2 separate regions of the Homo sapiens genome follow, and region 1 is linked to region 2. Evidence: chromatin contacts called from ENCODE Hi-C or POLR2A ChIA-PET data. All regions are on one chromosome and are shown on one strand. Each heading gives the region's core, a stretch centred on a gene start or an enhancer-like site at or near the end of the contact. The rest is flanking DNA. Distances are from core to core; before and after follow the strand shown. Region 1 overlaps FAM174A (family with sequence similarity 174 member A). Region 2 has its middle 60 kb from the start of FAM174A.

The links. A loop is a pair of places that touch in the nucleus more often than their neighbours do. ChIA-PET counts read pairs that join two places held with the same protein, here RNA polymerase II (POLR2A). Pooled maps may share reads with other maps.
Region 1: a loop to region 2 is called in a map of psoas muscle, with 2.6 times the contacts of the local background. The contact joins two enhancer-like sites. A Hi-C loop is called at or near these places in 2 of 168 maps with a recorded cell type or tissue (HepG2 and psoas muscle) and 7 of 50 pooled maps. POLR2A ChIA-PET finds 5 or more read pairs at or near these places in 1 of 52 experiments (Panc1).

What each region holds. Positions count from the first base shown.
Region 1 is chr5:100,549,522-100,552,270 of GRCh38, reverse strand. The region is part of intron 1 of FAM174A (family with sequence similarity 174 member A); the gene reads right to left. Among named protein-coding and RNA genes, the nearest start is that of FAM174A, 16 kb to the right of the region's middle. Within about 2 kb of position 1,395, at least 2 of the 41 ENCODE cell types and tissues checked have a DNase peak (open chromatin) inside an H3K27ac peak, as active enhancers do.
Region 2 is chr5:100,594,133-100,597,079 of GRCh38, reverse strand. No RefSeq gene overlaps it. Among named protein-coding and RNA genes, the nearest start is that of FAM174A, 60 kb to the right of the region's middle. Within about 2 kb of position 1,364, at least 6 of the 41 ENCODE cell types and tissues checked have a DNase peak (open chromatin) inside an H3K27ac peak, as active enhancers do.

The DNA of each region.
Region 1 (2,749 bases), core at 146-2,645, 45 kb after region 2:
GACCAAGAATAAATGTGAAAATTTCTTTACTGCTGAAACATAAATGAATAAAAATTAGTGAACCACAATTGTAGTTGTCTATACTTTTCATCAGGAAGTCCAACCCAATTGAATATATGACACATAGTAAAAATTCTTTTGACCAATCTGACATCATTCTCATCTTTATTCCCCATTTCCACAACCCAATCCATCAGTTGTCACTTCCACTTCTTCAAGAATCAGATACTAATAAGGGATATGTCTGCATGTTACAGGTTGAACTGCGTCTTCCAAAAATTCATATGTTGAAGTCCTAATCCCCGGTACTGCAAAATGTGGCCTTATTTAGAAATAAGGTCTTTATAGAGGTAATCAAGTTAAAATGAGATCATTAAGGTAGGCCCTCATCCAATGTGACTGATGTCCTTATAAACAGGGAAATTTTGGAGACAGACACGCACACAGGCAGAACGCCATGTGAACATGAAAACATCATTAAAAAGATCAAGAGAGGCCCAGAACAGATCCTTCCCTCACAGACCTCAGAAGGAACCAGCCCTGCCAGTATCTTGATTTTGGATTTCTAGCCTCCAGAACTGTGAGACAATAAATTTCTGTTGTTTAAGCCAGCCCACTTGTACTTTTTTGCAACAGCTCTAACAAATTAATATAGAATACAAGAGAATTGTTAGGGAAGGGCCTGTGAAGGATAAAGAGAGAGAGGAAAGGGAAATTAAGGAGATCTTACAAAGGGTAATAGAGATCTGACACCTGTGAAAGAGTGGAAAGGAAGGATGACCAGCTAGAAAGAGCTGTAGCTTGCAGTGCAGTTCTGGAAGAGTCTTCACCAGGCCAGTGGCATGCCTGTAAGCAAAGGCTGCCCATTAGCGGAGTTCCCTGTTAGTCAGGATGGCCAGGCTCTGCTCCACTCAGTCATCGGCTAGGGACAAGTTTAGGGGTTATTGTCCTGGCATGAATGCTGTGATGGACCCAAATCTGTGACAGCAGGAAGATGTCAAGCCACTTTGCTTCCCGTAGCATGTTCTCTTGAATGGAGGTCTGATTAGTGTATCTCCATGGCTGCCACAATCACAAGGTATTATTGATTGTACTTCCTAAAAATAATTTAAATTCATTTATATTGCTTACCATACCACTGCTATCCTATCATCTCTTCCTCTGCTGACTAAAATAGCTTCCTAATTCACTATCTCTGCCTACTCCGGCTATCCATTAACCTTCCCTTCATTCTCTAAAACCTTCAATGGTTTCCTATTACTCAACATTAAGTAATCAGTCTATAATATATGGCCTACAAAGATGAGCACAGGATGGCTCATCTTTCATTTTTAGCCTCATCTTGTTCTTTGCTCCACATTCCACTCCAGGTTCTGAACTCCAGCCGCACAGCCTTCTCTCAGTTCCTCATGATGGCCATGCTTTCTCTGCCATTGGCCTCACAGTCTTCTCTCACCTACCACAATACTGCTGTGTGAATGCCTGCTCATCTTTCAGCTGTCAGCTTAAATATAACTTCCTCAGGAAACCCTTTTCTGTTCTACCTAACTAGGTCACAAACCTCTACTATTGGCTTCCACTGAAACTATATACATGTCCTTTAAAGTGCTTATGAAAAGTTCACTTGTATACTTATTTAAGTAACTATTTGTCATCCCTACCAGACATTTGATTCCATGAGAGCAGGAGCTGTATCTGTTCTTACTCACCACAGTAGCCACAGCACACAACTTCTGTCATAAAGTTGATGCCTGATAAATATTGCTAAACAAATTAATTGAGTAAAATATATAGATTGGCAATATATCTTCCATTTTCTCTGTATAAGAAAGATATCTAAATTTTTATATATAAATTATCACCCTTGGAATAAAACAAGCCTGAAAGAACATCATTTCCAGATACATACCACAACAAAATCTAAGGGAGCTAGCCAAATTTAAAATCGTAATATGGACCTCTGGAGGCAACAGCTTTCTGACTCAGGACAAAAAAATAAAGTACTGGAATATTTAAATATATTAAACATGTACTCACATCAGGAGCTCTAAGATTTCATTTAGGATGTTTTAGGCATGATCCAGGCAACTGTCATACTCTAACCCAACTAGAATCCCTAATATTTAGTTTGTATCCTATGCTGAGTTTTATTTTTGTCCTTTTGGTATGCAAATTTACCATATTCTAAAAACACAGTTTTCCTCATATACACTATGAATAACTGAAGTTTATCCTTTCAAAAGCCAAACTGGCTTTTTGTACTACTTTTAACTTCTCAGCATTCTATATAGAACTGTATTCAATGCTAAAGATATTCCTGCCATCCTATACAGAAGAAAATGAGATATTTTAAAAGTCTCTTTTTAACCTCTCAGGATCATTATAATTAGTGACTTTGATATAAACTCTCAGGAGCTATTAAAATGTATATGACTCCATGTTGAAGTTCGCAGATTATTGTAGTTTTGAATTCCTTTAGCATTTTTTCATATTTTTAAAAAAACCCTCTCTATTAGCTTGACAGTTATCCAGCTCTGCCCCTACCACAATCTCGACCACGTGCATCCTTAACTAGAAAGTTCCTTCAACGAGGTATACTGCTACTGCTGAATTCTAATGAAGTGTTTACTGCTAACACCCAAAGGTCAAAAAAAAAAAAAAAATCAAAAGCGTGTTCATGTATGTTCAGGACACTGCAACCTTGTTTTCCTTGATAGATACCTTTTCTCTCCCAACTCCTTGTAATTCA
Region 2 (2,947 bases), core at 115-2,614:
TGGTTTCTGTTAGATGCATAACATTAGGTACTCACGGAGAGAATGACATTTTTAGAAAGATAATATTCAGTGTTTTATAGAAAAATTGAGAGGAAAAAAGATTTAAGACTTACTGTGTTCAAAAATAAAATTATTTATCATCCCTAGTTTCTCCAAGTAGCAAAATTTTTCTCCAAATAAGAAATAGCCTCAGAGTAAAACTCAGTCCCAAGGTGTTTTCAGTAACACATGACATCAGGGTAGAGTTAACTTCAATAGAGCAATTACAGGACCCTTTATTGACACCTCAGAAACATTTATGGCAGGGCTGCAATCAGAAAAAGGCATCTGTGAATATGAAGGAGTATTATAAAGACTCTTTCAACTAGATAACAGGACTCCTAGGAATCTTAAGGCTGGGAACCCACGGTATCAAGACTCTAATCCTACAGTGAAGAGGAATCTATCTGACGAAAAATAAACTGTGGGGCTGACATTTGTCTAATGGTGTGAACCTCAATAAGACTGAATTAAAAGTCATAGAGGCAGTTCAGAATTTTTTTCAAAAGAGTCATTGGGGACTCAAACTTTTTCTAGGAGGAAGTAGGCTGAGAAAGATATTTAGCGGCAAACACAGGCGATTGCTAATGGAAAAGAAAGAAGTGTAGGGCACAAAGTCTGGTGCCTAGAAGGCAGAGCCAAGTGACATAGAGGCACATTATCTGGGGCAGGACTGGGCCCCAGTCAAGGAACTGGTGGCATGTGCTCAGTTAAACTTCAGAACTGCCATCGATGAGTGAGTGCTGTCTTTTACCAGAGCACAGTCTTTTTTAAAATTGTCTTTTTTTTTTTTTTGTCAGTTTCATAACCTTGTATCACCATTGTTATATTGAGCATTCAGTTGAGAAGATAACTTATTGTGTTACCGAGCAGGTAACTTGTCTCTTTGGTTCAAAATTCTTCTGTTAAAAAGAAACTAGTCTTGAGGAATTGCACCTGAGAAGTTGGACCCTCATTTCCCCTTGAACTTTATTTGAATGATGAATCCTAGACTTCAAACCGTAGTTGATTTTGCATGTGGGAGGAACATGAATACTGGTAGGCAGAGAGTACAGTGGTAGATAGTTTCCAAAAATAGTCACCATTGAGTCCTTTCTCTCTTTGCTCACATATGCTGTTTTTCGCACAATGAGGTGGGATCTAATTTCCTTCCTGCGAGTTTGAGCTCACCTTAGTGATTTGCTTGACCAATAGAATGTGGCAGAAGCAATATTCTCAAACATGTAAAACCAGATTATAAGAAGACTTGCCACTTTCACTTTAAATGCTTACTGTTGGGAAGCTTTCTCTTAGAACCCAGCTGCCACGCTATGAGAAGCCAAAGCTGTGCGTAGGCATTTCAGCTGAGCTCCCAGCCAACAGCTAATATCAACTCTCAGCCACAAGAGTGAGTCATCTTGGACTTCCAACCCAGCTGAATATTTAGATGATTCCAGTCCCAGACACAATCTGACTGTAATCAGATGAGAGATCCCAAGTGAGGAAAGCCAGTTAAGCTTTGTCAATACACAGAATAAAATATGATGATAAATGTTTTTAGCTACTAAGTTTTGAAGAGTTTTATGTGAAATAATAGGCGCCTGAAACAGCTGTTCAAAGGGCCAACCATATTTCTTTCGTTCTTTTCTTTCCTCCTTCCTTTTGCAAACAAAGGCAGGATGGCTAGAGTTGGAACAGTCATCTTAAGATCATAAAGAAAATACCAACGCGTTTTTAGAGACCTTGAGCCTGGATCCCCTGAGCTATAAAGATGTTAACAATAGCAACCACAAACTCCCTGAAATCAAGATATTAGAAAAACGCATCTCCTATTTGGTTTTTTGGTTACATGTAGCCACATAACCAAACTGATACTCCAGAGATAAAGTGAATACAAAAAATGATATTATACAGTCTTGTACTTTGGTAAACAGAGGCTTCTGGTTCAGCTCACAAGTTTTGTGGATAAAAAGAAAGAACTAGCCATATAATTACAAACACCTCAAAGCATGTAAAGTAAAAATAAAACTAGCTGCTCAATGGAAACCCAAACATTTTGATACTGAAGTAGAATATTTCTCAAAATTCCTTATAAAAGATATATGCTGTGATATAGTGTAAAACTTACTCATTAATGACACATTGAATATAACCTTATCTTTCACAGCTATGTATTTGATAATATCTCTGTTCAGCAGTGGCATAATGACAGATAGTTAAAAGAAATTCTACAAGAGGAAAACGATATAGTCAACTTGTACAGCTGTTGGCAGCCTGAATTAACTCATGGACAAAATTCAGAATAGAGAAATTGGTGACTAGTGATTTCTGCCACCAGTCTTTATAAAAAACTTGTGCTAGTGAGCTTTAGGTAAATGAATATAATAAAATCTTACAGTGAAAACATTACCTATTATTAAAGATGAACTCAAATGCTTAGATGGAGATAGAGTTAAAATTCTCTGGTGGAAATTGGAGAGCCTAATTAGTGTATGTGCCTGGATGGAAGGCCCCAATTCAATCTGGAAATTGGCTCAGATAGTACCCAGTAGAACAGTAAGGACTTTTCTCATAGGACATTTCTGTTTATTTCACCAAAAAAAAAAAAAAAAAAAAAAAAGACATGGCAAACTGAGATGTTAATTGTCTAGCCCATAGAACATAGGTCCAATAATTTTAACTTGAAAAAATTAATTAGGTATTGCTAATTTCCCTATTTGATTGTATGCATATATGAGCAAGGTGTTGCTTAGGGTATGGAAGGTGATGGAGATGCTAAGAGAAGATAGCATGACTTCTGGCTTGGACACTTGAATGAATGTTGGTGCCCTTCATTGAGATTGGTAACACAAAGTAAGGGTAGTTTGTGTAAGAATGATAATGACCATCAGTTTGATGTATCTCTGGGCCATCCATGTGGGGTGGAAGA